2 separate regions of the Homo sapiens genome follow, and region 1 is linked to region 2. A link is an interaction called in ENCODE POLR2A ChIA-PET data of the cell type or tissue named here. Cell type or tissue: endothelial cell of umbilical vein. All regions are shown on one strand. Each heading gives the region's core, and the rest is flanking DNA. Links, peaks and the distances in the headings are about the cores only.

The links. ChIA-PET counts read pairs that join two places held together with the same protein. Peaks named below come from ENCODE experiments on the same cell type or tissue, not always from the same donor. Only the 100,000 strongest peaks of a DNase experiment are listed, where the experiment ranks them.
Region 1: POLR2A ChIA-PET joins it to region 2 with 10 read pairs; 14 of 35 experiments call an interaction of 5 or more read pairs at or near these places.

Annotation. Positions count from the first base shown.
Region 1 is chr12:52,058,648-52,073,823 of GRCh38, reverse strand. It overlaps ATG101 (autophagy related 101), which reads right to left and starts at 3,846. Exons shown (of 4, transcript NM_021934.5): 1 at 3,582-3,846; 2 at 3,341-3,470; 3 at 1-249. The coding sequence starts at 173. NR4A1 (nuclear receptor subfamily 4 group A member 1) reads right to left here. Exons shown (of 7, transcript NM_173157.3): 7 at 14,321-15,136. The coding sequence ends at 14,880. It overlaps NR4A1AS (NR4A1 antisense RNA), which reads left to right and starts at 14,324. Exons shown (of 2, transcript NR_170321.1): 1 at 14,324-14,723; 2 at 14,791-15,074. RefSeq lists enhancers at 3,498-4,213, 4,091-4,380. In endothelial cell of umbilical vein, for the core only: a CTCF peak has its summit at 4,189; a DNase peak (open chromatin) is centred at 4,143; H3K4me3 peaks cover 1,720 bases; H3K27ac peaks cover 2,082 bases.
Region 2 is chr12:51,996,102-52,011,691 of GRCh38, reverse strand. TAMALIN (trafficking regulator and scaffold protein tamalin) reads right to left here and starts at 4,746. Exons shown (of 8, transcript NM_181711.4): 1 at 4,427-4,746; 2 at 2,453-2,502; 3 at 757-811; 4 at 551-653. The coding sequence starts at 4,672. It overlaps TAMALIN-AS1 (TAMALIN antisense RNA 1), which reads left to right and starts at 4,037. Exons shown (of 1, transcript NR_146770.1): 1 at 4,037-5,442. ACVR1B (activin A receptor type 1B) reads right to left here. Exons shown (of 9, transcript NM_004302.5): 9 at 14,614-15,590. RefSeq lists enhancers at 93-745, 746-1,399, 1,400-2,053, 2,054-2,707, 3,318-4,003 and 2 more and a silencer at 4,776-4,925. In endothelial cell of umbilical vein, for the core only: a CTCF peak has its summit at 7,458 (motif pointing left); DNase peaks (open chromatin) are centred at 1,321, 4,041, 4,821, 7,441 and 2 weaker places; H3K4me3 peaks cover 4,239 bases; H3K27ac peaks cover 3,823 bases.

The DNA of each region.
Region 1 (15,176 bases), core at 1-8,000, 62 kb before region 2:
TCACAGTCAACATCCTGGGTGCCCACGGTGCCAATGGAGTAGGTGCCCTCCTTCTTGTAGTGGAACTTGCCTGTGCTGCGGTGCAGAAGCACCGTGTGCAGCACAGCCAGCATGGCCTCCTCCACCTGCCGCCCCTCCACCGACACCTCCAGCACCTCCGAGCGACAGTTCATCCTGCACCCAGTAACCCACACCAAGGTGTGGAACTAGGATAAAGACAGGGGATCTTCACCCTACCCAAGGGCCACCCTGCAAAAGGAGCCCAGGTCAGAATGCTGACAAGAATAGTCCACGTGTTATCTGTTCACTTCCTTCTAGGCTCAGCTCAGCCTCTGCCTCCACTGGCCCTTCTCTGCATTTTGGCAGCACACACTATCAACGAATCATCAAGTCTCAGGATCAGAAAGTGCAAGAGCTTCAAAGTTATCAGTCCAAATGACAGGCTGGGATTCCATTTTACAGCCTTCAATGTAGTTTACAGCAGATGCTCACTGTGCAACATTTGTCAGGTACTAGACATCAAAGGCAAGCACGGCCCCTGCCCTCAGGCTGACAGGATGAAGAAAAAGCACGCAACTAAACATTATCACCACGGAGAGAGTACAGGGTGGGAGTAAGAAGTACAGAAAGATTGGAGTCTGATTTCCTGGGACCTTGAATGAACAGGTTAAGGCATTTGGACTCTGTCCTAAAAGCAGCGAAGAGTCAATGCATCACTAAGCCAAGATCAAATCTGTGCATCAAAAAAGTACCTCTAGGCCGGGTGTGGTGGCTCACATTAATCCCAGCAACTTGGGAGGCCGAGGCAAATCACTTGAGCTCAAAAGTTCAAGACCAGCCTGGGAAACATGATAAAACCCCATCTCTACCAAAAATATAAAAAATTAGCTGGGCCTGGTGGCAGGCGCCTGTAGTCCCAGTTACTTGAGGGGCTGAGGCAGGAGGATAACTTAAATGTGGGAGGCTGAGGCTGCAGTGAGCTGAGATCATGCCACTGTGCTCCAGCCTGAGTGACAAAGCGAGACCCTGTCTCAAAAAAAACAAAAATACAAAGTAATAAAATAAATTTAAAAAAAAAAAGACAAGTACCTTTGGCTAAAGGGCAAAGAATGGCTCTAAACCGTATTGGGGTCACAAACTGCTCTGAGAAGTGAATGAAGCCATGAAGACTGGGCTTTAAAAACATGACTCTCACACACACACATATACCAAATCTCACCTATTTCTAGAGACACCCACATCCACAGACTCCAGGGTAAAAACTTGTGGATTTAAGGCACAAAGGCTGGGCACGGAAGTCAGTTAAAGACCACTACAGTAGATGTAGTTACAGAAGCAGCATAATCAGGTGTGGGCGGTTTTTCATGTCCTACAGTCCTGGGTTTGAATCCCACCTCATCTACATCTTGCTCTATGACCTTAAGCGAATCACTCAACCTCTCTGAACTTCTTATCTGTAAATGGGGATAGTAGTGAGAATTAAGGTAACACATGTAAAATACAGTAGAATAGTGGTTGAAAACGATGACTTGAAAGCCAGACAACCTGGAATGGAACCCCAGCTCTGCCACTTGCTCCATGCTCATGATCTTGGGCAAGCTGCTTAACACCTATCTGCCACATATACAAAAGAGATAATAATGGCTACCTTGAAAGGGTTGAGGGCTGAATGAGCTAGCATGTATAAAACACTTAAATAAGTACCTGACAAATGGTAAATATCCACTAAGTATTAGCTGCTATAATTCATTATTACATTGTTACTGCCAAGAGATGATGCAAGGCTATAACACAGCAGTGGTAGAGAGAGTAGGAAGGAGAGAACAAGAGACTTGAGAACTAGAACATAATAACTAAATACATGCCCAGAGGGAGAGGGAGCTTCAAGTTCCTTATAACTCAGAGTATTCAGCTTGCAAACCTCCCCTGACTGGGAATTCACTAGCTCTCACAACAACCAGTCAATGTTCAGGAAGTTCTATTCAGTTATTCTGATTTATTTATTTATTTTATTTATGAAATGGGGTCTCACTCCATCACCCAGGCTGCAATACAGTGACACAATCTCTACTCACTGCAACTTCTGCCTCCCAGGCTCCCATCCCAGCCTCCCAAGCAGCTGGGAACACAGGCGAACACCACCACACCTGGCTAATTTTTTGTATTTTTGGTAAAGAAAGGGTTTTGCCATGTTACCCAGGCTGGTCTCGAACTCCTGAGCTCAAGAGATCCACCCGCCTCGGCCTCCCAAAGTGCTGGGATTACCGCACCCAGTCCAGTTATTCTTTCTGCTGAAGAATCTGTCTCTTAGTGCTTCAAACCACTTTTAGTTTTAGTTTTGGTACCCAAAGCCACACAAAATAAGTCTCACCTCTTTTCCACAAGTGAGTTTTTATTTAGGGGCAGCTATTCCACCACCCCCTCACCCCTTCTACAGGCTGAAGGTCCCCAGTCCTCAAAAACATGTCTGTTCCACATCACATCTTATCTGCATGGAATCCTAGCAGCTCTCCTCTAAGTATATTTCACTCATCTGGTTGACAGATGGTGAATATAAAAAGTATATTTCAGTTTGTGTCTGCCCCTTTTAAACTGTTGCTCAGCACAGGATACAGGGCAACGGTCTGTGGACCGCACAGAGATCAGGCCAGCTCTGCCTCTCAGCTGGCGATCAGCTCGCGTCTACCTGTACTATCAAGCACCATCACGTTTTGTTTTTGTCTCTACCACTAGGCAAACAATTCCTATATTCTGCTTATAGGGCAGAGACTATATTCCATTCATCACTATAATGGTAATTCCTAGTACCTTCTACAAAACAACTGCTCAATTGAGCCCAACCCAGGAATTCCAGGTTCTTCCAGGGGTTGCTGGATTAGTTTCTCCTACATGCTTGGATCAAGAAGGAGAAGGGCTCTCTTGCTCGTTTTGCCCTCCAGTTTTACTCCATCCAGCAGTTTTCTTCCCATCTAGAGACTCCCGGCTCTGGTCCGGCTCCCTTTCTTCCACGACTTCTCCCTCTTGTGTCCCCCGCAATCGTTCACACAAGCCACACATCTCACTTGTGCCCCAAGCCTGGGCTCCTCCCTCATTCTACGTGCTATTTTAGGATCCACTCCTCCAAGAAGTCAGTCCTGACCAACCCCATTCTCCTTCCCACAGCTGCCACATTTGGTCTGTGAAAACCTTGTTGTCCCCTGCCCCACACAGTGAGCAGTGAGCAAGCAGGGCCCACCAGAGTAGGGTCTGGAAAGTCTCGTCCCTCTTGTCCCCCCGAGTGGCAGAGGCTAACAGCCGCCTTCTCAAGCCTGGCTGGAGCACAGGGTGCGCCCATTCCCACCTTGAGTGTAGAGTTTGGAGCACGGATTCCTCAAGCTCGGCTCATGCCCTTCCTCCTCCTCCTCACGCCCTGGTGCGACCTCCGCAGGTACGCTTCAACCTCCGCACGGCGCTGAGCCACAAGAGACCAGCTAAAAGCAAAACCAGAAAACTTACTTGGCTCCATATCAAGAGACTCGGGACGGACGCAGGAAGGAATTCCCGCCCGGGTCCCGTATCCCCCGCCGCCACTACGCGCGAACCTCCACAGTCCACGTAACCAGGGAGGAACGGACTCCTCGGGTGTCTCGGGGGCGGCGCCCCGCGCCCAGGCTGGCTGGACTCGGAAGCTGGAGGAGCGCCCGCGTTCCACTGCCCCGGGGGATGCCCACGCCGGCACAGGAGAGGGGGCACACGGTTAAAACAGCTCCCACCTCCCCCAACCACAGTCCACGACCAGCCTCTCAGATGCCACCACTCTCCCGGCAGGCTCCAGACCACCTGGGTCGGAGGCTGAGCCGGGACCGGAAGCCGCACCGCCCCCCGCGCGCCGGGAAGCTCACCAGATCCCACGGCCCCGGAGGGGGCACCTGCCCAGCTCGCCGGGCCCCCGCACGCATGTAGCCGCCCACAACATCCGCGTAGTCACAGAAGCACACGCAGATAGTCATGCGTTGCTCTCTGATCTGGGGGCTGCTCCTTTCGTGGTTATGTCTCGGATTTTAAGAGTTGATGGTGATGAAGATCCCCCTCATGTGGACGAGTCCATTCAGCCCACCACCGAGAACGCTGTGGTGTTTCGGCCCGTACAACTCACTTCCGCCATAGAGACTGGAGGGAAGGAGGAGCCCTACGGGCTCTCGGCCGCCTCCCTAGGCCGAGCGGAGTCATCGGCGGCGAGCCTGGCCGGGAGACGCTGACGCGGTGCCCAACTCAGTCCGGACTGAGAGGTCTGGAAGGAACACTGATCACCGCAAGATGAGGGGCGTACCCCGTAGAGAGAGGTCCTGGAGATGAGCCCACACCGCTGTACTGCAGGACGCCCAGTGGATGGCAAAACTTGAGTTTGTTGAATGTGCGTAACAGACGGGATCCCTGGCCCTCCACCCACACAGATGCTGGAGAAAGGGGCTTCATCTCTCAGTGTTGCCTTTATGCAGCAGCACTACTTGATACCCCATGGTGACCAATCTGGTGACAGTCCTTCGGAGGCTAGTAATTCGGCCATTGCTTCTCTGCGTGACCCTCAACATCACTCATCCTTTCTGATGCTCTCTATAAACAGGTGGCTGTTGTGAGGATCACAGGAGATAACTCATATGAAAGATTTCTGTGACCTGTAAAGTCTAATATGAATACAAGTGTATTTTTAGTGCTGTGTAACTTCCTGGAGCGCATTTGGTTCTCCATGTAGATTGTAAGCCCAGAGCAGACAGGGCTTCGAGAGCTCGGTTAATGCACCCACCTCCAATAGGAGGCAGTATTTTTTTTTTTTTTTTTTTTTTTTTTTTTTTTGAGACGGCGTCTCGCTCTGTCGCCCAGGCTGGAGTGCAGTGGCGCTATCTCGGCTCACTGCAAGCTCCGCCTCCTGGGTTCACGTCATTCTCCTGCCTCAGCCTCCCGAGTAGCTGGGACTACAGGCGCCCACCACCACGCCCGGCTAATTTTTTTTGTATTTTTTTTAGTAGAGACGGGTTTTCACCGTGTTAGCCAGGATGGTCTCGATATCCTGACCTCGTGATCTGCCCGCCTCGGCCTCCCAAAGTGCTGGGATTACAGGCGTGAGCCACCGCGACCGGCCAGGAGGCATTCTTAAGGTGTTAGCTGGGGATTACCATGCTCATTTTCTGGCCCATTGGGGTGCCTCACGCCTGTGATCCCAACATTTTGGAAGGCTTAGGACAGAGCATCACCTGGGGCCGGGGGTTCAAGACCAGCCTGGTCGACATAGTGAGACTCCCATCTTTAAAATAAAAATTAAAAATTTAGCTGGGCGTGTTGGTGTACCCCTGTAGTCCCAGCTACTTCAGAGGCTGAGGTGGAGGATCACCTGAGCCCAGGAGGTTGAAGCTGCAGTGAGCTATAATCACGCCACTGCATTGCAGGCTGAATGACAAAACAAGATCCTGTCTCAAAAAGAAAAAAAAAAAAAAGTCGGGTGTGATGGCTCATGCCTGTAATCCCGGTACTTTGGGAGGTCGAGGCTGATGGATCACTCGAGGTCAGGAGTTTGAGACCAGCCTGGCCAATATGGTGAAACCTCATCTCTACCAAAAATACAAAAAAAAAAAAAAAGCCAGGTGTGGTGTCAGGCACCTGTAATCCCAGCTACTTGGGAGGCTGAGGCAGAAGAATTGCTTGAACCTGGGAGGTGGAGGTTGCAATGAGCTGAGACTGCACCACGGCACTCCAGCCTGGGCAACGGAGAGAAACCCTGTCTCAAAAAAAAAAAAAAAGCTGATTTTTCTAACACATGCTTTTATTTCCCAAAACGATAATAGATAACATTTATTAGGTGGAATGGAAAGGTCATGATTTTAAATACCATATATGTGTACATATAAATTTAAACCTGATACTAATCAATCCTGCAATATAGATAAGAAATTGGGCCGGGCATGGTGGCTCACGCCTGTAATCCCAGCACTTTGGGAGGCCGAGGCAGGTGGATCATTTGAGGTCATGAGTTCGAGACCAGCCTAACCAACATGGTGAAACCCTGTCTCTACTAAAAATACAAAAAAAAAAAAAATAGCCAAGCTTGGTGGCACACACCTGTAATGCCAGCTACTCCGGAGGCTGAGTCAGGAGAATCGCTTGAACCGGGGAGGCAGAGGTTGCAGTGAGCAGAGATCACACCACTGCACTCCAGCCTGGTGAAAGAGCGAGACTCCGTCTCAAAAAAAAAAAAAGAAAAAGAAAGTGACTGGGGAGAGGTTAAGTAAGTGGCCCAAGGTCATTCAGTAAATAACAGAGCCTTGAGTTCAAATCGAAAGCTCTTTGCCACTATGGGAGCTCTCTTTCTGGCTGGCTTCTTCAGCCAACTCTCTCCTATGTACCACCACTCTCCAATACACCCCCACCCACCAGTGGTGTCCTGATAAATGCTTCACACCTGCTCTCTGGTAAGGGAAATGCCTTGATTTGTAGCATTTGCCCATTTCCTATCATAGGTGATTTCAAACTACAAGACATCAATGAATGCAGAGTCCAGAACGGATGGATGATTGCATCTTGATCGTCAAGGTTAAAATCAGCCCTTGAGGGCCAGTGCCAGCTGGCTCCAGCACACCACTGTCACCACCTCACCCTTAGGCTTCCCCCTCCCATTCAGTTCTTCGAAACCTGGCTGCACAAGCTCCTCCTCAGGCTGGCCTTTCCACCATCATCTGCTCCCTATCCTCTTCCCTTCCTCCCCACAGTTCTGCCCTTTTTCAGCCCTTGCCTCTTATCCCAGGTGTGGGTGCCTCTCCTGGGAGAAAGAGAAAGCTGCCTGCCCTACACACCAGCGACCTCTTCGGGAGGCTGCACAAAACCAGACGGCAATCAGGAGGAAATATTGAGAGGGAAGGGTCTGTAAGAAGCTGAGAGAGGGACCAAGGGAGGTTGGAACCAGTCCTGGAGTGGAGGAGGTGCCAGAGCCCATCCCCAGAGACTGCCAGTGAGTAAGGGAAGTGACTGATCTCTCTGGCCATCCACACACTCCAACTCAGCCCTTTGCGACCACTAGCCTGACATCATCATCATCATCATCATCATCACTACTACCAATCATTGAACCTTGCTAGGTACAATGCCAGCACTCATAGGCCCTATTGTGCTGATTTTTCCAACTACCTTTCAAGGTAGATACAGTCCACCTCCCCGACACTCCACTCTCTGATTTACTTGATATTATAACTGAAGCCCAGTCATACATAGTGATGCATAGTGGTTTCCTGTGATGCTTAATTTTACGTGTCAGCTTGACTGGGACACAGGGTACCTAGACAGTTGGTTAAGTATGATTCTGGGCTTGTCTGTGGGGTGTTCTGATGAGCCTAACATTGGAATTGGCAGACAGTGAAGCCGATTTCCCTTCCCGGTGTGGAGGGGCTTCATCCAATCAGTTGAAAGCCTAGTAGAACCAACAGGTTGACCCTTCAGTGAGTAAGGGGAACTCCTGCCTGACTGTCTTAGAACTGGGACATTAGTATTTTCCTGCTTTCAGGTTCCAACTGCCTTCAGATAACTGCTTCTCCTAGGTCTCAAGACTGCAATGACACCATCAGCTTTCCTGACTTCAGATCTTAGGACTTGTCAGCCAGCTCCTTATAATAAATCCCTCTCGGCCGGGTGTGGTGGCTCACACCTGTAATCCCAACACTTTGGGGGGCCAAGGCAGGCAGATCACCTGAGGTCGGGAGTTCGAGACCAGCCTGACCAATATGGAGAAACCCCATCTCTACTAAAAATACAAAACTAGCCAGGTGTGGTGGCGCATGCCTGTAATCCCAGCTACTCAGGAGGCTGAGGCAGGAGAATTACTTGAACCCGGGAGGCGGCGATTGTGGTGAGCTGAGATCTCGCCATTGCACTCCAGCCTAGGCAACAAGAGCGAAACTCCATCTCAATCAATCAATCAATCAATCCCTCTCTTTCTGCCGCCACATATGTATGGGGGAGAAACTCTCTCTCTACATTATGTGTGTCTATGTCCTACTGCTTCTGTTTCTCTGGAGAACCCTGACTAGTACACGTCCAAGGCCATGCAGCTGCTCTTTCCTCCTTCCACCAGTGTTTTCACCCACTTATGTCCCTACTCCGGCACTCACCTTTCCATGGAGCCTTGCCTACTGGACTGGGGAACATAAGGAAGGCTGAGTCCTCTCACCTCTTTATCTCACATGCTGACCCACACTTGCCTCTTCCTACCTCCCTGAATTCTTACAGGGAAATTCTCACTGCAACCCTGGGTCTCAGCCCCTCTGGTAGTCCCATCAGGGAGGGGAGGGAGTGGTTAAAAAACTGGGATTGTGTGGGATGAATTATCTCATTCTATGCCCCTACCTCTGATGATCAAGACGTAATCGTCTATTCATTCATTCATGCCACACGTGGAACTGTCCACATGCCAGGCCCTTGTAATACCTTGTGATGCCAAGGGGGACAAGTCACAGTTCTAGCCCTCTGGGAGCTCAGAGTCTTCAGAGGAGGTGGACCAGGAGATACCTGTGGGTAAGAAAACCCAACAAGTGGTATGAAAGAAATGGCAGCAGGTTTTGTGGGGACCCAAGAGGGCCAGGATGGAGAGATGCTGGTTACCTGGAATAAAAAGTGACACATTCAGGCTGGATGCGGTGACTCACACTTGTAATCCCAGCAATTTGGGAGGTCGAGGCGTTGGATCACCTGAGGTCAGGAGTTCGAGACCAGCCTGGCCAACATGGTGAAACCCCATCTCTACTAAAAATACAAAAAGTAGCTGGGCCTGCTGGCACGTGCCTGTAATCCCAGCGACTCAGGAGGCTGAGGCAGGAGAATGGCTTGAAACTGGGAGGTGGAGGTTGCAGTGAGCCAAGATCATACCACTGCAGTCCAGCCTGGGCAACAGAGAAAGACTCTGTCTCAAAAAACAAAAAACAAACAAATAAAAAACAGAAAGCAACACATTCAGAGTGAAGAGGAGTCCCAAGCCCTGCTCTCAGCAAGTTGGGAAGTGACCAGGCACCAGGAGAAAACGAGGACAGCTTGAGAGAGCACCAAGCAGCAACCTAGGGAGATGGCAGGGAAGGGGGTTGATTCCAGGAGGAAGTGGGAATTATTCTAGGAAAGCTCCCTGGAGAAGAGGGAAGAAAAAAAACAGGGGGCGGGGGCAGAGAGTAGAAACTGAGGGTTCTGGGGGTGAGAGAGGCAAGGATAAGAGAGAGCAGATTTTCAGCCCGAGCCCAGAGCCACAGCTGCCAAGCAGACAGGCGACTGGCTCAGACTCTCCGAGCCATGCCTGCAGCAGAGGCCTGTGGGGAGACCTTGAAGGCCAACCCAAGACCTTGGGAGTAGGCAGCTGGCTTCGCCTGGTGAATGTGGCCTCAAATGGCCCCAACTCATCCTGGTGTGTGCCCAGGGGAGAGCTGAGCCCCAAAGCTGCCCCTGCAAGCCACCCCAGCTGCTCCAGCGCTGACCCCAGTGGCGTCACAGGGAGTGACTCAAGCCCCAGCAACAACAATGAGTGGGACTGACGTCAGGCCAGGGCTCCTGATGGTGGCCAGGCTGGCTGGAAAGCCAGCACCCTGCCTGCTGACCCTCCAGCCTGGGCAGGCTGAGGGGGTGAGGAGGACCAGCTGTCCCTCTCTGACATCTGCCCCCTGGACCGTGGGCAGGGGCTCTTCCACCTCCCACCCTTTCTGGGATGTCACTTCCAGCCCCCACCCTCCCTGACGGGGAAAATGTCTGGGCGGATGAAAGAGTGGCAGAGAGCGTGAGAAAGGGGCACCTCCCAGCCCCAACCTGCCAACCTCACCAGGCAGCCCGGAGACTAGGACCAAGCCGGGAGCAGCTTGTGTGCTGTCTGTTCTCCTGAGGACCCAGGGATCTGTCCATGTTGGGGAAGTGTTTTGTGGCTTTTTTCTCTTTTTTTCTTTTTTTCTTTTTTTTCCAGAAAGGTCTGTGTTTGGCCAAGTTGGGGTAGAAGCCGGGCTTTATTTCTGTGCCTCCGTCCCTCGGGGGTGCGGGACTGTCTCTCCTTGCTGCAAGATCTATTCCTTTGGCAGGCCGTTCTGAGCATCTGTCGTTCTTTAAGGAAGAGGATTCTGGGCGACTGTGCTTGCAAACGGTTAGGGGGCTGTTTATCTGCCCCAGATAAGGCAGTCTCTATATCTGCCACTGGGGAGCTGTTTTTCTGTCCCTGCTTTCTTGCGGGGCAGGGGCCATCTCTATCTGTCCTTGTGGTATCCCAGCTACCTGGGGCCCTGGGGTGGAGTCCAGGTTTCCTGCTTGGCTATGCCAAGGCTGGGCTCCCTGATTGGAGGCCTCTTTCCTCTGATGTTCTCCAGGCTAGGAGTGCAGCAACAGTCAGCACCCTGCCCGCCTGGCTTGCAGCTGGGCACTGCTCCCTGCTAACGCAGCATGTACCAGGACAGGCCCCCCCGCACTCCCCTCCCTGTCCCAGCTGCCACCCCCAGCCCCTGCGGCCACGCCAGGCCTGATTTATGGTCCTGAGTTGGGGCTGGACAGTGCCAGCGCCTGGGTCAGACCTTGAGGAGACCTCAAGTGGCACCCTTGGTCTGGCAGGGTCAGGGCCCAGGAGGAGACGACGGGGAGCCAGGGTGCTGGGGAGGATGAACACAGCAGGGGCCCAGGAGTGGCCGGCAGGAGGTGGAAGCCAAGGCCAGGGCCTCCAGGGGCCCATAGGCTTCCCGCCGGCTCCAAGTCCAGCTGGGGACCTGGAAATGTGCCTCCTGCCTTCAGAAGGTCTCTGGCTTGTGTGGGAAAGGAGATATTGGAGAGTGAAAAGGGCTTTTCCTCTGCTTTGCACTGACTCCTTCCTGTACCCACCATCAGAGGCTGGAGGTTTCAAAGTCCCACTGGCCAGCCTAGGCCAAACCAGACAGTCTCCCATCCTGGGGCCCAGGAAGAGGCCTGAGAGCCTGAAGCTGGAGCAGGGATGGAGGCAGAGGTTTGGGGCAGAGACTGCAGCCCAGAGCTGAGCACTGGCTGCCCCGGGGAAGACAGAGCAGCTGCTCCCTGAGCTATGAGGCTGCAAGGCCAGGCCCCTGAAGGGCTGGGTGCCAGATAGACACCCAGGGCTCACCCCTTCAACCTCATCCTCTGAGGAGGCCCAATGGCCCTGGGGCTCTGCTGCACTCAGGGACTTGTGAGAGAGGGGCTGGGGCTCGTCCAGATGTCCAAGCTAAAACTCTCTTAGGATCCCAGGCCCAGCTCACACAAGGCCACCCAGCACTGCCTCACCAGGGCACAACTCTGACGTGCCTGGCACAACTGCCTCATGGCTGCAAAAGGATGTCACTGCTGACTGTCCAGGGACCACACAGTGGCCACCTGCCTCTGACAAGTCTCTCTCAGGCTGCCCTCTGCAGCAGCGGAGCTGCTGCCACACAGCTGAGCATGCTGGGTGCTCAGAGCAGGCCATGTGGACAGGACACCCCATTATAGCACGGTCTCCCATGACCTTCAGGTGCTTCTCACATCCTGGAGGCTGACCCTTGCCACACCCCTCCATAACCAAGACCAGGTGGCTGGAGCCCAGGTGTGGGGCAGCTTCCTCCACACTGGCCTCAGGGAAGGGCTACAGGCAGAGACCCCCGGAGTACAGAGCTCTCCCTCAGTCCCTAGACCTCAAAGCCACCCCTCCCCAGTCACAGTGGCACCTCAGGGCTGGGGAGGGGGCCAGGGGCCTCTGGGCACTGGGCCCAGCGTGGGTGGGGTGGGGGAGACAGAGAGGCAGGCTTCCTGGGTCTCCGCGTGAGGACAAACAGCAGACTTTGAGGCCTTGGAAAATCCCGCCTGGGATTCCAGGCCCTGCCGGCGTCACTGCCTTTTGACTATTGTCCCCGTCGGAAATGGGCCCAGCCCCCGGCCAGCCTGGACAGAGCAGCCATTGTGAGGCCCCATCAGGCTCAATGCCCCCTTGTTTGCCCTCCCATCCCATAGCAAGAGTTGGAGGCCAGTTCTTCCAGTTGCTGAGTGGAAAGAAAGGGCCTGCCTCCGGGCTCCAGCCCTTGGGCGGGGCAGGGTGGGGCAGGGTGGGGCTGGAGGAACTAGCCCCCCACCCCGTACCCTAATTGCCAGGGTCCTGAAAAGGAACCACCATCAATGGAGCTTCTTATTTTTGAGGCCCTGGGCAGGGAGACCTAGTGGTTAAGTAGCCAGATGCACCCAGCTCAGCTACTCACAAGCCAGGTGACCTTGGGAAAGTCATATCCTTTCTCTGAAATGAATTCTCCTCTTTTGTAAAAACAAAAGCTAATATTTATTGGGTGTTTGCTGTGTGCCAGGCACTGTGAAAAACACTTTGTATGTATTCACTCCTATAATCTTTATAGTAACTTCATAAAATAGATTCGTTTTCTTATTTCTAGGTGAAGACACTGAGGCACAGAAAGATTAACAAACTTGCCCCAAATCACACAGCTAGTAAGAGCTGGAGCCCAGATGTAAACCCAGGCCTCGGGCTCCAGGGTCCTTGCTTTCACCACTCTCCCATGGTGCCCCTGTGAGGTGGGAATAGCCAGGCTGTCTTCATGGGATGGCAGCTAGGGCTGGAAATCACAAGCGTCTGATGAAAAGAATCTGCCAGCGTGAACCCTAATACCCGCCAGCCTCATCCATAGATATAGAGATGCTCCCTCGGCCCCACTCCACTCCCAGCCCTGGCCCCTCCCTGAGCATCTGAGCAGCCCTCTTGCCTTCCCCAGTGCCTGTCCTGTCCTCACGTCTGTCTGTGCTAAAGGCAGGGAGCTGGAGGTGAGTGACACAAAGGAAAAGGACTCGGTCCAGCCAGCTGGCGGGAGATTTCCCAGCAAGCTCTGCTCCTAACCAGCCTCACCTCCCCACTGAACAGATGGGAAACTGAGGCTCGGTGAGGAGGAGGGACTTCTCAGAGAGCAGCATGGAGTTGGAGGCAAACAGAAGCCCACCTACTGATGGCCCCATGTCGTCAGGCGCGGGTGCAGCTGACAAAGCCTCGCTCAGGGGTCTGGGGCTGGGTGGGCGATGCCAGGGATACATGTTTGGAAGTCCACAGCACTGCTGGGAGCATGTCCCAGGGTCGGGACCGTGGTCTCCCTACCCCAGCCTCACTCGGACCTTCAGCAGGCCTGAGGCTGGACTGTGCTCCCAGAACCTGAGTGAGGGTATGTGGATGGGGGCTCCCTGCAAGCTGTGGCTGGAGCACCAGGGAAGGCCCCTGCTTCCCCCCATCCACAGCTGAGAGCCCTATTCTGTCGGGCCCCATCCAGTAGGAGCTGCCCCTCAGCCAGCCACTTCCCAGGAGCCATGGAGGTGGAGACTTGGGGGGTCCTGGGCCAAGGGCTGTGAGGAACACGTGTGAGGGCACTGCCTTCAGGCCTCCTGCTGGGTCCTAGAGAAGCAAACAGTGAGGCTGGGTGAGCACCGAGCACAGGAAGGTGCCAGACCCTGCATGATGACCAACTCCCATGGGCCTCAGGTTAGGTCCATCCACATGTTTCTCAGAAGGGTGGCCCCAGGCCACCTGCATCACAAGCACCTGGGTACTTGCTAGAACTGAAGGTTTGGGGCCCCCTCACCTCCCCAGATCTGAGTCTCTGGGGGTAGATCCCAGGAATCTGCATTTTAAGCCAGCTGACTAAACAACTGACGAGCCTAGGGGGTTGGAGGGCCTACGTGGGGACACGGGCACAGGTAGGGACTTCAGTACAATCTTCTTGCCGAGAAGGTGAGGGCCGCCAGATCCCTGGATCTTCTTGCTGGGGTGGCAGGAGAGTGGGGAGGAATGTTGAGAATGGGGATGTTAAAACCCTGAATGTAACAGCTACTACCAATTTGGGCTTACTTAAACCCAGCCCATGCTAAGCATTACACACACACTCCTCTGACCGTAAAAGCTCTGTGAGGCTGGGTCTATTCTTGTTTTATGGATGTGGAAATCAAGAATCAGAGAATATATGTCCAGTTTAGGAAACATGACAACCCTGAGATCTGCGGCTAAGTCTATTGCTAGGGCCCTGCAGTGACCCCTGGGCTAGTCAGCCACTGCAGACCCCAGCAATGAGCCAGGCACAGCTAGCCAGGCACAGCTAATGCAGGCTTCCCACGTGTTAGAAATTAGTCTAAGTGCTTTGCATAACAACCTCGTGAAGCAGGTGTCATTATTATCCGCCTTTTACAAATGAGTACACTGAGGCCTGACAGCTCAGGCTGGTAACATCCAAGTTTCATCTTGAGCAGCCCATCTCTTATGTAATGATGGGGTGTGTCTGGTGGGGGAGTGGGGAGGGGGCATCAGAGACAGACTGAATCTCAGTTCCAACTACATGTCTATTTTTTATTCAATATATTAAATATATTAATCAGAAAAGTCACATACTATAAATCCAGGAAAATACACAAATATAAATGTCAGAATCTGTCATTTGTCTTCTTCCTAGAGTGACAGTTTATGTACATGTGGAAGGAGGGTAGGAAGAGAGAGCCAGCAGGAGGCTGGAAAGGCTGCCCAGGAAGGCGGGGCCCATCCCTTCCTCCCAGCCCCGCTCCCACCTCAAGCTCTTTCTTCCTGTATTTACAGCAGCACTGGGCTTATTTACAGCACGGCGCTATGTGTTAAAAACGGTTTATCTTACAAAAAACATAAAGGCCGGGGCCAGGCTGGGGGGGATAAGACAAATCGTGGGGTCACCCCCATGAAGGCATCCCCCTCCCCAAGGGCTTGAGCTCCCTGCAAACCTCCTGGAGCAGGTGAGAAGGTGGAGTCATTCTGCAGCTCAAGCCCAGGCTTGGGGGTGCTCTGGGGGTCCGTGGACTAAAGGCACATGGGGTGGCATATGAGAGTGCGCATGTGCACACGTGTTCCCAGGCAGGGGTCAGAAGGGCAGCGTGTCCATGAAGATCTTGTCAATGATGGGTGGAGGGGGCACCAAGTCCTCCAGCTTGAGGTAGAAGATGCGCTGCAGGCCCTGGGTGCACAGGGTCCGCAGCTCGGGCAGTTTGCCCAACAGACGTGACAGGCAGCTGGCTGGCTGGGGCTCGCCCGCCACAGCTGCCACGTGCTCCTTCAGGCAGCTGGCGATGCGGTTCTGCAGCTCCTCCACCCGCCGCGGCTCCTGCAGCCCATGCCGGTCTGCGGGAAGGGTACAGGATTAGCTGTACATCTGAGAACC
Region 2 (15,590 bases), core at 1-8,000:
GTTCAAGGTTATAGTGAGTTATGATTACGCCACTGCACTCTAGCCTGGGTGACAGACTGAGGCCCTGTCTCTTAAAAAAAAAAAAAGTTTCTAATTTTTTAAAAGGGAGTAACATCGGTTCCTCAGCACTGGGCCCATTTTGGGGCAGGATTGGCCTGATCCCCAATATCAAACAGACTTAATGGAATGTTGCTTCTTCCCTGGCTCCTGCCCATGCTGACTGCCAGGGTTGCTGGGAGGAATCAGAGCAGCAGCAGCATCATCCACCATTAATTAGGCCCTGGCAGTGTGCCCAGGGAATCCCCTTGCCGCACTGTGATGTTTGGATGCATTATTACCCTCATTTTGTAGATGGGGCTGTGCAAGATCACACAGTACATGGCAAATTTGCCTAGATCCAAAGCCCAGATTCTATCCATTCTTCTTTCTGGCCTTCTCAAAGAAGGAAAAGGAAGAGGAATTGATTTCAGGAGAGATTGCTCACCCCCTTTGCTTGGGAGTAAGGTCATATCCCCTTCCCAGACCTGGGTGTCCTGGGCTCAGGCCCCACCTGGTGTGAGCCCAGCCAGCTGGGCAGGGCTAGACTCATGAACTCGGCAGACAAAGGTCACCATTTCCACACGCTGCTCCTCCCGGTGGTGAAGGCCATAAGTCTGTAATGGACAAGGGGACCCTCAGCCCAGGGTTGGGACAAGTCCGTTCATCCCTCAGGCTGGTCATCCAACCCCCCTGACCCCTGTGTGCAGCTTCTCCCACCTGGATCTCAAAGCCGAAGGTCTGGTTATCCTCCTTCTCCAACGTCAGCACTTTCCTGCAAGAGACACAGGGGTCAAGACAATTAGGATTAAAAGGTGTAGAAGTCCCATAGCTTGGGCCTCCCTGGATATTGGCAACTGGTCTAGAACATTCCAGCAGGACTCTGTCTCCAGTGACAGCTCAGTCTCATCACAGATTATTGGAATGTCTTTCCCATACCCAATTGAAATCAGCCTCATGGAGCCACAGAGAACCAATCCAGCCTCTAGTGGTGGGAGGGAAGCACAGAGAAGGGCCGGTCCCCTGAAGGATGAGCCGGCTGAGTTTTTTAGCCCCATCCCAGCTTTCCAGTGAGCCCTACAGTACCACTTACTGACTAGCTAAGGCCCGAAATTCAGCCACAGCCTGGAGCCTCCTCTGTTCCACAGCTTTGGAGAGAGGACTGGCCCCACCCCCAGAGGCCAGTCACGAGGCTCAGCAAGACCACAGCTGCTCCTCCCAGCTATGCTGGGGCCAGCCCACCAGATGTGGGGGCTGGGGGAGGGGAGCCTCGAGGCCGCCCCTTCCCGCACTGAAGGCCTGCCCGCTGGACACAATGGTCTGGAGCTGCTCCAGATCCTCGCCTGCTGGGGGAGCCCAGAGTTTCCTCTGCCCACTCCCACCCCCTTCCTTCCCGCCCAGCCAGAGGCACAGTTAAAGCAGCCTCCAAAGGCCCCTTCAAGTAGCTCAGCCTCGGAAAGGCCCTGGAGACCAGGCTTCTCCGCTTCCAGCCTGACCCAGAGATTCCCCCAAATGCTGAGCAGCACCTCCCCACTCCAGCTCGAGCCCCTCTCACTCTGAACAGCAGGCCTTTCCCCTCTCTGTACTATTGGGGCAGGGAGCAGGGTGGCTGGGAGTTCCGCGTCTACCCCAATGTTCTAGGGTTTTTTGGAAGGGTCAGCAAACTTTTTCTGCAAAGGGCCAAATGGTAAATACTTTAGGCTTTCTTTGCAGGCCCCTTATGATCTCTGTCATATATTGTTATTTGTTTTTATTTTTACAACTCTTTAAAAATTATTAGCTCAAGGGCCAAACAGGCCAATCTGGCTAGCAGGTCAGTTTGCTGATCCATTTTAGAGAAAGTCAAGCCCAAATCAGGGATGGGACATGAGTAGAGAAGGGAAACTGTGGGGTCCCAGGGCCTGGAGTCAGCACCTACTTCTGCCCACGCTCAGATCCCTCCTAAGAGGGCTGCCACAGGCTGGGACCAGAAGAGGACTGACATTCTGGAGGCAGGGGCAGCCAGCCCCAAGCAGCTGGACACAGCCTGGCTAAGGTCTGGGCCCGTGGGGTTTGCCAAGGCTAGGAGGGCTCAGGGGAGCCCAGGAGGCCTGGGTTAGGACGTTCCCCATAGACTTTGCCTACACCCCCTCCCAACTCCCACATCCGTTCATCCAGATCTCCCCAGGGAGGGGTAACTGGCAGGGACTGGGGGTGTGTTGAAGAGCACCTAATGACTCAAAAGTCCCTACCTCCTTTCTCTGCCACCCCCTTCACACAGCCCTCACCCCCACCTGCCCTCACTCCCAGCGGGGGAGCCATGTTTAAAGGCTAGGAGAATGACTACCCTCGCTAGGCTGAGATGCTGTCCTGGCACCCCCCAACCCAGCACCTCACCCCTTTGGACCATGGCAGGGGCTGGGTGTTGGTGACTCACCGCTGCTGTTCAGGACTCTGGCTGAGATTCTTCCAGCGGAATCCTGAGCCCTGGGCAGTAAGATGGTCAGAAGGAGCAGGTAAGGCGGGACTGTCCTTGAGCAGACACTGAGAGGTTACCCTGGACACAGCGACCCACTTCCTGTCTGCCCCTTCCCAGCTCCACATCCACACCTGTTTTGGTGCTGGTGGAACTATTTGCCAAGTGCCACTACTGGCACCACTCCTCAACTTTCTCTACAGGCCTTACCTTCATACCTGGGACTGCAGGGACACAACCATCCTCCTGGGTTCCAGATCCATGAACCTCTAAGCCCTTGCTGGTTTCCACACTGGCAGCAGGTGGGGAGATCATTATTCTAAAATGGTCTCCACCCCTAGGGCCCATGTCTGTAGAGGCTCAGGCCATCCAGACTCCCAAAGCTGAGGCAGGGGCTCTTCCCCAGTGGGATTCAGAGGATAGGTGTCCCCTGGGCTCACCTATCAAGGTGCTCCGAGGACCTTCTGCCAGTTGGGTCTCTCCATCTAATTTCTCAGCTACAGACAGTGGCTTGGGAGGGCTGGGGTCAGGGACCCTGTCCCGAAGGGCTGGCAATCCCAGCCAGAATGTGGGGTCAGAGGTGCCAGGTCTCCTAAGGTACAGGCCGTTTCAAGGACCAGTTGTGGATCCCAGCTGCAGGTGACCAGCTGTGCCCAGCTATACCTGGGTCTCTCTCTCCATTGCCATATATTTTGTGCTTTCTGGGACAAAACATCTTAGATGTCAAACTTGTCAGCAAGTCTCACTAAAGGACCGAGACTGGGAGTTCTTTAGGGGTGGTGGTGGGGGGTGTGGAGGAAGGATGAGAGATGAAGGTTCCTGTCTCTTCAGGGTCCTTGATAAACTAAAGTAGTCTCTCACCCTCCCTAACTTTTTGGTCCTGGGAGGAGGTCCAGTCCCAGAGCAGCCCTTTTCTTTGGAGCCTGCACAGCCCAGGGCCTTTCTGTTCTGTGCCTTTGCTAACCCTCCCCCAAAGCTGCCCAAGGCAAGGAAGAGAAGGTTCAGAACCAGATTGGCCTCAGGGGTGGGGACAGTTCCCAAACGGCCAGGGAGGAAGGACTGGGCAGCACAGAGAGACCCCTTTGTCTTTCAACATGATTTTCATAAAATGCAAATTCTCAACAAGCTGTTCATTGTGTGGGGGCTAGCTGGGGGCCGGGGCGAAGGAGGGCGGCTGGGTGAGGAAAGGCCACCAGGCCCCTCTTCTTAACCTGGTGTTGTGTAGGTTCTGAGCCTCAGGTCTCCTGGGGCCAGAGGAAGAGGCTGGCAGAGGGGACTCAGAGGTGGGCGCGGCCCGCATCCTTCCTGCCCCGCGGGCGCCCTGCGACCCCTCCCACTGCGTCCGGTTCCGACAGAAGTCCAGGGAGCAGTGGCCCTCGCGCCCCGTACGTCAGACGTGGGGCCAGGCGGCAGGCCCCCAGCCCAGGAATCGGGGAGTCCCCTCGGAAGGGTGTGCTATCCGGAGTCAGCGGCTCCCCACGCACTTCCTCAGAGTGAGAACGCACGCGGCGCAGCCACCGGCCCGCTTCTCCCACCGGGGGCTCTCGGACCTTCAACTTGCCTGGGGCTGTCTCTGTCCCTCGGGCGAGGGGCTCCTGGGGACCCAGGACACCTGGCCACGGGGAGGCGGGGCATGGGGGGCAGAAAGCCAGATGGAGCGGGTAGGAGAAGGGGGGTGCTGGGAGGAGTCAAGGAGGGAGAGAGGGGGCGTGCATGGGGCGCGGAGTTAAGAGCCACCGAGCCTGGGCGCGGTGTGCAGGCGAGGGCCACGGCCTTCGCAGCAGCGGGGAACGCGGGGAGTCGAGGCACCCAGCGGGCCGGGGAAGAAGGTGGGGGACTCCGCGGACGCCGAGGAGAGGGCACTGCGGAGTCAGCAGGCCCTGTAGGGAGTCGGAGAGGGGCTGAGCAGATCCTGAAGGCGGGCGGGGGACGCACCTTTCGGCGGGGCAGGGTGCCCCCGGACACGGCGAGCGCGCGGTACAGCTCGGCAGGGTGATAGTCCTCCAGCGCCGCGTACAGCTCGTCCGCTGGGGGCCCAGGGGTGGCGGCTGCGGCAGGGGGTCCCGGGGTCGGGACCGGAGCGGCGGGCGCGACTTCCGAGTCGGGAGTCCGGGCGGCGGGGTCCGGGGTGGCCGCCGCCTCCTCCTTCTGCTGCAGCTTCCTGAGTCGGCGGAGGGTCATGGCTCCGGCGCCGGACGCCCCTCAGAGACGGCGCTGGCTCCCCTCGGCGGGGCTGGCGGCGGCTGGGGGATGCCAGCCGGGCGGGCCGCGGGTCGCCTCCCTTTATAGGCTCCGAGAGCGGGGCGGGGTTGGGGGCGGGCGGGGAGCTGCCTCGGGTGGCCTCGCCCCCAGCACGGAGGACCCTCCCCGCGAGGCGCCGCCGCCCTGGAGCCCCGCCCACGGCGCTCGACGGCCGGGGAAACTGCGGGAGCTGGGCGCTCAGTGGGGGAAAACGAGCCGCGGACGCGAAGGGGCGGGATGAGGCCCCCGGGGCGGGGCTCGGGGCTCGGGGCTGCGTGATACCTGGAGGGGTCTGTGAAGGGACATTGCGCAAGGTTTGAAATTTAGGGACGAATAGCTCTGGCGATTCATGGAGTGGGGCACGGTAAGAGGTCACTGTAAGAAGCCTGGGGAGTCGGGGAGGTAGGGAGAGTCACGGAGATCCAAGGGGCTGCAGGAGACTCCAGGGCAGGGAGAGCGGCAGCGGGGCTGCGCAGGAGTAGGGGTGGAGGCCCGATGGAGGAGGGAGGAGACTCCCTGAACTCACTGCGCAGAAGCCCCCAGGGAGGGAGAGGGCCCAGGATTTTCCCTTGACGCAGCTGCCCCAGAAGAGCTGAAAGAGGCTGCCCCCTGTTCGCACGTCTAGGAAGAAGGGAAGAGGTGGAAACCCTGAAAGCAGTAGGCTTAGTTCTGGCCTGTCCCCTCCAAGGGGCTTGAGTGATCCCTGCTGGCAACACCTTTCCTCAGCTCCTGATGCCGGGGTCAGATCCCCCTTCCCAGGAGACAGACGCTTACTGTGGACTTGACTCAGGAGGTTGGGATGAGCCCAGGCTGAGTGGGAGTTCAGGGCTGGGGGGATGGCCATGCTCAGCCGTTCTCTGACCCCATCTTAGGGACCATCCCCCAGGCTGTTACCATGGCTGCCAGGCGGTAGGAGAGGCGGGAATGGCCCAGCCGAAGTCTCTGTCGTCAGTGGTGCCCGAATAAGAAGTGAGAGGAGGAAGTGGAAGGCAGCGTCTGGTGTCTAAAGAGCGGCTAGCCACCACAGGGCGTCAGCAGCACAGGCTGGGGACTCCATGTCCCAACACCCATCGGCCAAGAAGCAGAGGCGGCAATGCGGTGCCCTTGTCTGTCCCCTCCCTCCTCCCCCAGTCTTCCCAAATCTGTTATGCCTTCACAGTTAACATTTATTGAGCACTTAGCATGTGCTATGCACACTGTTTGTTCTGTGTGTCCTTTTACATACATGCATTAACTCACTTGGTCTTCATAACAACCCTACGAAATAAGCACCATTATCCTCCCTTACAGATGAGGAAACTGAGGCCCAGAGAAGATAAGTAATTTGCCCTAAGTCACTCAGCGGCAGAGCTGAGATTCAAAGCCAGGCAGCCTGGTTCCAGAGCCTGCAATCTAACCACTCTGTGATGTTGTCCAACATTTAAGCCCTGCTGTGTGCCAGGTACTGGCTGGGCACTGGGGTTACAGAGGCTCTTGGCCTGGTAGGGAGTGGTACCTTGCACATGTGCTGTGTTAGACACGTGGCATAAGGAGCACAGAGGGGCAATGGCCACGTCCACCTGCGAGGCCAGGAAAGACTTTCTGCCTCCTGCCTGTCTCAGTTCTTGCGCCTGGCTCAGTCTTCTTCTCTAGTCTCCTTGACTCTGTGTTCTCCTCCCCACCCCCAGTCCTCTAGGCCCCCATCCCCTACAAGAGGTGTGGGTGGAAGAGGGTGCTTTTCCGCCCCTCAGTGATTGCACAAGTCCAGATGGCAGGATGCTTGTTGGGTGGGGGGCCGGGGTGGATTGAGGACTGCCAGGAGCTAAGAGGTAGCTCTCTTAGTGCCTTCTTCTCCCTCCTCCCACCTCCCGCCTTGGCACCACCAAGTGGCCATCAGCTGAGGGGCCGAGGGGGTGTCAGTGGGGAAACATGGGACTCTATTGTGAAGCATTAGCACAGATGGACCCCAGGACCGTCTGTTGCCTGCTCCTGACAGACAGCATCTGTGGGGGGTGGGAGGGGGAGACGCAAAGCGGAGAGGCAATGATGTATATTCCATTCATTCCATTGCTTATCCCCAAAGGGACCCAGCAAAAGGGCATCTTGCACAACCTCCTCTGTGAAGGAGCCACCCCAGCTATCACAGAGGGTTACCTAATGGACATGTCTCCTTGCCTGAAACCTGGAGAAGTGGATGCCACAGGTGTGGCACAGCCCCTGTGTCTAACAGCCTGTGGAGCCAGTCATCCTTCAGCTGACGTGGAGGCAGACTTCCCCAGTTTATGTAGGGCAGTCCACCTCCAGGCCTCCAAGTGAGTGAACACCACCAGAGGACTGAAATTCGCACCTTGTTTCCTCCTCTTGCTAGGCAGAAAGCCCTAGAGAACCCCAGAGTAAGGGTGGGCCCAGGAAATGCAATTTTTATCAAGTTCTTTGTGTGATTCCTTAAATCCTGGGATTTCAGAGCCAGAAATGGCCTTATGGTCTGGAAAGGATACCGTATGGTCCAAGCCCTCATTTAACAGAAGCAACTGAAGCCAGAGAGAGAAAGACAGAATCATAACAGGGACTAGAACCCACTAGAACCCAAGTCTCTTGACTCCAGAGACTGTTTAATTCAGCTGCTGGTAGCTCCCTGAGAGCTCAGAGATCCCTGCCTGCTTCCTCCTCCCAATTTCCCCAGTTTCTCCAAGGAGGGGCCCCTGGAGCCCAGGATGCCATACTGTGGAGTGGTTATGCCCTCTGGTGGCCATGAGTCTCGGGGGAAAATCTTCAAGCCAGGCGGAAAGGCTGGAAGACTCCACCTGGAATCCCAGCCCTGTTTCAGGATCCCCCACGGCTCCTCTTCCTCCCAAGAGGGCACAACTGGGATGCCAAGCTCCACTTTGGTCACTGAATTCTGGAATCTCACAGCTGTCAGTTAGGAAGTTTTTTGCATCAAAGCTGCTTCTGCTGCAGGTGAAATTCAGCAGGGAGAAGGCAGGCAGCTGGCGGGCTTTGTTGGTGCACTAACCTTCGCATGCCAGGCAGTATATATGAGGCCTCTAAAGCTTTGCCTTCAACTCTCCACAGCTTTCTCCTAAGCTTGAGTCTCTTGGCTAGCATCTGTTCTCATCCTATCCTCTGCAGCCCTTTAAAGCTTGGGCGGTGGGGGAAGCATTCTGCACACCACCTGCAGCTTCATACCAGGATACGTCCCCCTCCTCCTCCCTCCAGGAAGCCTCCCCACAAAACCTCCACCGCTCTGGCTCCTCAGACATCTGTACTCAATCTGTACCTTCTTCCCAAGCCAGCCTCTCTCAGAATGAGCTCTCAGGTTTCCCTCCCTCTGCTCTGCCTGCCCTGGCTCCTGACACTCGTGGCTGGCCTGGGGTGGGGGATTAGACAGTGGGGGCCCAGCTAAAGGACAAGGCCTAGGTAACACCCCTTCTCTTCAGGGCAACCCCTCGCCTGGCTATGTAACAGTCAGCAGCCCCCCATGGAGGAAATTGGGAGAGCTGAGTCTTCCACTGAGCAGCTTAAGCTCTAGGGTACCATGATGAAGTCAGAGCACTAGGGGCTAGTGCTGGCCCCTCTGGAGTCTGACCTAAGTCTCAGAGCTCTAACATGGGCCTTGTCCATCAGTGGGGCCCGGAACTGGCAGAGATGAATAGTTTACTGGGAGTTCCTCACTGGGTACTGTCACTGCTCCTAAGCTGGGGAGGTGGGGGGGAAGAGGGCCTGGGGCCCTGGCTCTCTGGTCTGTCAGGAATGAGGGGCTGGGCCCCCAGTTGCATGACATCACCTCTTGTGGGCGGTGGACAGCTGGTGGGCAGCTGACTGGGCGGGGAGTGGCTGTTTTTCTTCGTGGCTCCTACTGCGCGACCATTTCCATGGGACAGTGTCTGTGCATGTTCGGGGACCTAGAGAGAGAATCTAGCAGTATGGTTGATCTGGCACAGTCCAAAGATCTGATCCCAGGGGGTCTTGGAGTAGGATCAAGGTAGATGTTGCAGTTTATTTGCATTGAATGTTGGTGGTCTCTGGGTCTAGTCCTGTTCAAAGGCCAGGGACCATCTGGCCTCTTGGATGAAAATGGCAGGGCATCTCTGGCATGAACGGGTTAGAGTGGCAGAAGAAAGGAAGGTTAAGTCTCCAGGTTTCCTACAGCATCTGCACACAACTCCTAAGACACAGGGTATGTGTTATCTTACCCGGCCTCATTTCAGAACAGGTGCATATAGTGAAGAGAGAAAATGGCAGTTCTTAGGGCCCTAGACTGCCCACATCTCTTTCCGCTTGGCAAACACACTTGCTCTTTCATCCCTGGTTCCCTCCTAGGGGACAGTGTCGTGCACCAACCCCCTAACCCCCAAACACATATGCGGAACTGCCAGGCTAAGATTCTCTCTTTTACTCCAAACTGAAGTCAGCTTTCCTCTTTCCCTCACCATTCACATCTGATTATGCCCCAAACCTGAGTATTCTACCCACTGTTTCTCCTGCTGTTCTTCCCAGCTTCTTCCCTTTTTTTTTTTTTTTTTGAGACGGAGTTTCGCTCTTGTTGCCCAGGCTGGAGTGTAATGGCGCAATCTTGGCTCACTGCAACCTCCGCCTCCTGGGTTCAAGCGATTCTCCTGCCTCGGCCTCCCACGTAGCCAGGATTACAGGCACGTGCCACCACGCCCGGCTAATTTTGTATTTTTAGTTGAGACGAGGGTTCACCATGTTGGTCAGGCTGGTCTCGAACTCTTGACCTTGGGTGATCCGCCCGCCTCTGCCTCTGACAGTGCTGGGATTATAGGCATGAGCCACCACACCCGGCCCTTCCCAGCATGTCTTTCTTTTTTTTTTTTTTTTTTTTTTGAGACGGAGTCTCACTCTGTCGCCCAGGCTGGAGTGCAGTGGCGTGATCTTGGTTCACTGCAAGCTCCGCCTCCCAGGTTCAAGCGATTCTCCTGCCTCAGCCTCCCAAGTAGCTGGGATTATAGGCGTGTGCCATCACGTCTGGCAAAATTTTTTGTATTTTTAGTAGAGGTGAGGTTTCACTGTGTTAGCCAGGATGGTCTCGATCTCCTGACCTCGTGATCCACCCGTCTCGGCCTCCCAAAGTGCTGGGATTACAGGCATGAGCCACCGCGCCCCGCCCCTTCCCAGCTTTTCTTACTCTGCCACCAGTACAATTCCTTTCTAAAGTCAGCACTGTGATTTTCCCAAAACACAAGCAGGATCACATCACTCCCTTGCTTAAAACGCTCTACCATGGTCTGAATGATGGTGTCCCTCCAAAATTCCTATGTTGGAACCTAATACCCAATGTGATAGTATTGAGACATGGGATCTTTAGGGAGTGATTAGGTCACGAGGGCTCTGCCCTCATGGATGGAATTAATGCCCTTATAAAAGAGGCTTGAGGGAGCCTGTTTCCCCCTTGCACCATGTGAAGACACAGAAAGCGCCATCTAGGAGAACAGGCCCTCACCAGACACTGAACCTGTTGATCCCTCGATCTGGGACTTCCCAGCCTCGAGAACTGTGAGCATTACATTTATATTGTTTATAAATTACTCAATCCATATCACCCAATCCAAGGAACTTTTTAACTTTTTTTTTTTTTTTTTTTTTTTTTTTTGAGATTGTGTCTCACTCTGTCACCCAGGCTGGAGTGCACTGGCATGATCTTGGCTCACTGCAACCTCCACCTCCTGGGTTCAAGCAATTCTCCTGCCTCAGCCTCCTGAGTAACTGGGATTACAGGTGTGCACCACCATGCCTGGCTAATTTTTGTACTTTTAGCAGCAATGGGGTTTCGCCATGTTGGCCAGACTAGTCTCAAACTCCTGACCTCAAGTGATCCGCCCACCTCGGCCTCCCAAAGTGCTGGGATTACAGGCATGAGCCACCGTGTCCAGCCATCAATCTAAGGTACTTAGCAGCAGCAGCCAGAGCAGACCAAGACACCCTCCAACGGCCTATTCCCTACATCCACAATGACAAATGTGTTTTAACTTACAGGACAGTAAGCACGCTGTTGAGAAAAATGTGGAGACCAACTCAAGAGGACAAATTACTGATAGATTAGTACAGTCTGAGGTAGCTGTCACAGGGTAAGTGATGGCACCGGTGTTACCTATTGGCCATTTCTGGCCCCAGGATGAATTCCTGACCTTTCAGAACTCAGCACGGGAACAGCTCTAGCAGGCTCCCTCATCACACCCCCGCCATACTGAATATCTGTGGTTCTTGAATGGCAATTCTTTTTGACTAAAACCCCCTCCTCTCCTCAGTCAGCAGGCCGAAATTGATGTCCCTCTCTTGCCCCCAACCTCCTGTCTCTCTTATGTTCCCACAGTATTCTATCCCTATGGGAGTACTGATCTCCTTCCATCCTATCTTTTTACTCACCCATTCCACCAGGTAGGGAGCCGCTGTAGGGCAGGGATATGTCACTTCTTCCCCGGACACCTCATCTGTGGTCCCATGGTACTTTGCATACTGCTCTGTAATGGGATTTGCCCAAATCTGCCCTATTGTTGCCTGTACAAATCCTATCTGTCTAGATTATAAACTCCTTGAAGGGCAGGGACCATGGATTGTTTAGCTTTCTTTTCTTTTTCTTTTTTTTTTAAGACAGATTCTTCCTGTGTTGCCCAGGCTGGAGTGCAGTGATGAAATCTTGGCTCACTGCAACCTGCAACCTGCAACCTCTACCTCCCGGGTTCAAGTGATTCTCATGCCTCAGCCTCCTGAGTAACTGGGATTACAGGTGTGCGCCACCACACCTAATTTTTGTATTTTTAGTAGAGATGGGATTTCGCCATAGCTTTCTATTCTACCTACCACTCCATTCATTAAGGTTGCTCGAAAAATACTTATTTAAAGAGCCCAGGCTATCCAATTGTTCCTTAAACTGCCCTAAACCCCCATTAACCCCCCATTTTGGCTTCCAAGGAGAATTCTCAGAAGGACCCAGGGATATCTTCCATATTCCTTAAACCCCATCCTCTGACCAAGGAATCCCCAATAACTTTCAGGCCATAGTTGTCCAGTTGTTTCGTCATATGCTATTCCAGATGTTGCTGTGAAGGTATTTTAGACGTGGTTAACATTTAAATCAGTAGACTTTGAGTAAAGCATATTACCCCTCCATAATGTGGGTGGATTTCATCCAACCAATTGAAGGCCTTAAGAGAAAAGCCTGAGGTGTCCTGAGAAAGGATTCTGCCCCCAGGACTGCGACATCAATTCTTCCCTGGGTCTCTGAGCCTGCTACCCTGCCTTGCAGCCCACACAACCATGAGTCATCTCTCTTTCTAGTCTGTCTGTCCATCCATCCTATCGATTCTGTTTCTGTGGAGAACCCTGACTAGTAACACCGTTCCTGGCCTGACCCAGGGCTTCTCCTACTTCCCTCACCTGTGCTGTGCATTCCTCTTATGTTCCTGAGTCTCTTGAACTCCACCACTCGTCATTCTGGTTTGGTTGTGTTTAGCAAGCATGTTCTAAGGCCTGTAAAGGTCAGAAGACATATGGGCTGGGGGACAGAAATTTAAGCTATGTGAAACAATAACCCAAGCGATACAACATTCAAATGAAGTCAAGCCTCCTGTGTCAGAGGCCTTACTAAGATGAAACATTGTTGGCAACCTTCAAAGGCACAGGAAGAGGCACTAGAATGGTTGCCATTCTGATTTTCAAAATGGTAGAGTTGAGCCTGCAATCATAGCCTAGTGAATTTTAGGTCCATGCCTGGCAAGATGACTGACTATTCACAGGATGGCCTGTAAGGGGCCTTCATGTGAACCAGGCCGAGATTCACTACCAACCACTCTGTCTTTCTTTCCAATGAACAGGTAGATAGATCAAAGAGAGCCACAATGATACTTTAGCAAAGTACTTGGGCTTCTTCTGCTATCTCTGTCCATCTAAAAATTATGGGCCAGGTGAAGTGGTTCATGACTGTAACCCCAGCACCTTGGGAGGCCGAGGAGGAGGTATTCCCTGAAGCCAATAGTTCAAAACCAGCCTGGGCATCAAAGGGAGATCCTGTCTCTATTTAAAATAATAAATAGTCTGGGAGCAGTGGCTCACACCTGTAATCCCAACACTTTGGGAGGCCGAGGTGGGCAGATCACCTGAGGTCAGGAGTTCGAGACCTGCCTGGCCAACATGGTGAAACCCCGTCTCTACTAAAAATACAAAAATTAGCTGGGTGTGGTGGCGGGCGCCTGTAATCTCGGCTACTTGGGAGGCTGAGGCAGGAGAATCGCTTGAACCCTGGAGGTTGCAGTGAGCCAAGATCGCGCCACTGCACTCCAGCCAGGGCAACAGAGACTCTGTCTCAATAAATAAATAAACAAAAAATAAAAAATAAAAAATTATGGCCAGGACACAAGGACAATTTAATTAGCAGCTGATTAGATTATTGGGATAGATGCCAAACTTAAAGCGAACTTTTAGGAGTAAGTTACTTCATTTTCTCAGCCCAGCAGAGTCTCAGACAGGGAAACTCAGAACAATGGAAAACTCTGGGTAATAATCAGGATTTAAAAGTAGCGACAGGCTGGCGCAGTGGGCATGGTCTACAGTGAAGTTTAATAGAGTAAAACTATAAGGTCCTGTACTTGAGTTCAAAACACCAACTTCCCTTATACAAGCAGGAGAGGGTAGCTGGATTTTACTCAATCAAGAGATGAGATGCAGTCCTGGGATGTGATCTGTGGCATCAAGCACACAGTCTGTGGGGTTCTTGTTCTAGTCTGTGATGTCTGCTGATACCTGGGTGGAACGTTATGTACACATCCTTTGTGGCCCCAGACTCTAGCTGGGTTCAGAAGAGAGCGGCCAGCCTGGGTGAGGAACATGGAACCAGAGCAGGATAGTGCAGTGGGGGAAGGGCTGTGCTCTGCAGTCAACATCCCGGACCCAAGGTCTTTTCCACCAGTGAGCTACGTGATCTTGGGCAACTTATTTGACTTCTCCAATCCTCTGTTTCCTAATCCATAAAGAGAAGATAATGATGCCCATCTCATATGGTTGCTCTGAGGATTAAAACAGTTAATATACGTAAAGCAAATTTTGGCACATTGCTTAGCACGAAGTGAGTTTTCAATAAGTATTCACTAATATTAACTGAAGAAACTCGGAGCTTTGCCAGAAGATTCATGACGGCTGCCTGTAAATATTTTAAGGGATCTTATAAGGGAAGACAGAATAACTGCTTAGAAAACCCTGTGGAAGTCTCATGGAAGTTGCCCAGCTCTACAGAAGGAAGGGTTTTCCACTGAGCCACGGAGCCTACAGATGGAGCTGTGGTCCAGCATTAGCAGGAGGCCACACAAGCACCTGACAGGGACATCGCAGGGAAGTCGAGTGCCTGACAGTGAACTAGGGGATCTTGTGGGTCTCATCTAAACTGGAGACTATGATTCTAGGACTTGTTATTTTAGATTCCCTCAGCCCAGAGAGGGAGGACATTCACACCCACCACACGCTGAGAATACCAGAGGAGTAACCACTGAAGACTTCCTCCTCAAAGTCACCTAAGCATCCCAGAATTCACAATTTCACTTCAGCTTAGGAGGAGCGCTCATGCCTCTAAGACATGAGAGAGTGTGACTAACTAGGAACATGACCCTCTTTTGTAAACAGGAAAAAACGTGAGAAGACAAATTCAGACAAAGCCCAAGAAAAGGATGCTTTGTGTCTTCTGTCCCTTGCATGCCAGACCCGCCCTCTAGGAACACAAAGCAACAGTCTCAGGAAGACCCAGGATGTTGGGAACAGCATTCCTCTTGCTGGGGTCTGCTACAGCTGGTGTGAGCACGAGACCCTGACCTTAGAACATCCACCCCATTCCCAACTCCCCTGACAAAAGCTGGGTGGCCGTACTACGTATGTGGGACAGATGGCACCAGAGCAGCTCTGTGAATAAAACTTTTAATAATGTACAGCAGAAATTGGACAGGCTCATTCTTATATTAAAACAAAAGATTTCCTATATTACAATTTATTTACATTTGCATACTGAAGAGGTAAAGTGTCTAAGTGGCTATTTTACAGTCCTTTCTAATAAAATGTACAAAAACAAACAGAAGTACCGAGAATGCCGTTCGGGGGCCTTTATGGCGACGTAAGAACGGGCTTGGACTTGGTCTGTGAATCCAGAATCCAGAGGTGCAGGTAGCACTATGGATCAGGGTTAGCCTCGGGGGGCCAAAAACACGGCTTCAGTTTCTCCCCAACTCTCACTTAGTGTTAAGAGTGGCAGAGGTGGGTGTGGGAGCTTCCCAAAGACCTGCTCCATCTTCCCCAGAGGTGGAAGAGTTGGACTGTGTGTGGGGTAAGGGCAGAAGGGCCAACTGGGGAGTGGGCTAGTGGCTTGGGAGTGGACGTGTGTTGGCAGATCCCAGAGGCTACTTGTGACTCTGGGAAGAGGAGTCTAAGTTCCATCATTACCTATAAACCGCCAAGGTTCTGCTGCAGGGCGGATAGGTGGGAGGTCAGCAGGGGTAAAGACGGTCCCCCCAATGACACAATGGTATTTAAACGAAATTAGTGGCCAGTAAATTGGCCCAAAGGTTAGGGGAAGATCTCCTTTAATGCAAGGAAAGAAGCAATAATCAGTCAAATAAATAGAAGGGCCAGGAGCACTGGGGAGCCTGAGGGCAGGGACAGGGCTCTCCCTCCTCCACAAGCTTTGGCAGAGAACTGCTGGGTTGGAGGCAGAGATGCTCTAAGGCTACATACACAATACACCTCCCCTGGGGACAGGAAGGGGGCTCAGAATGAATGCAGTGATTTGAGGTCTCACCTGGGGTTCTAAACCCCAGGTCTCATCACCCGCCCCTGGTCTCTTTGTGGAGGGGGTTGTGGGGGTTCCTCTTTCTTCAGTGATCTT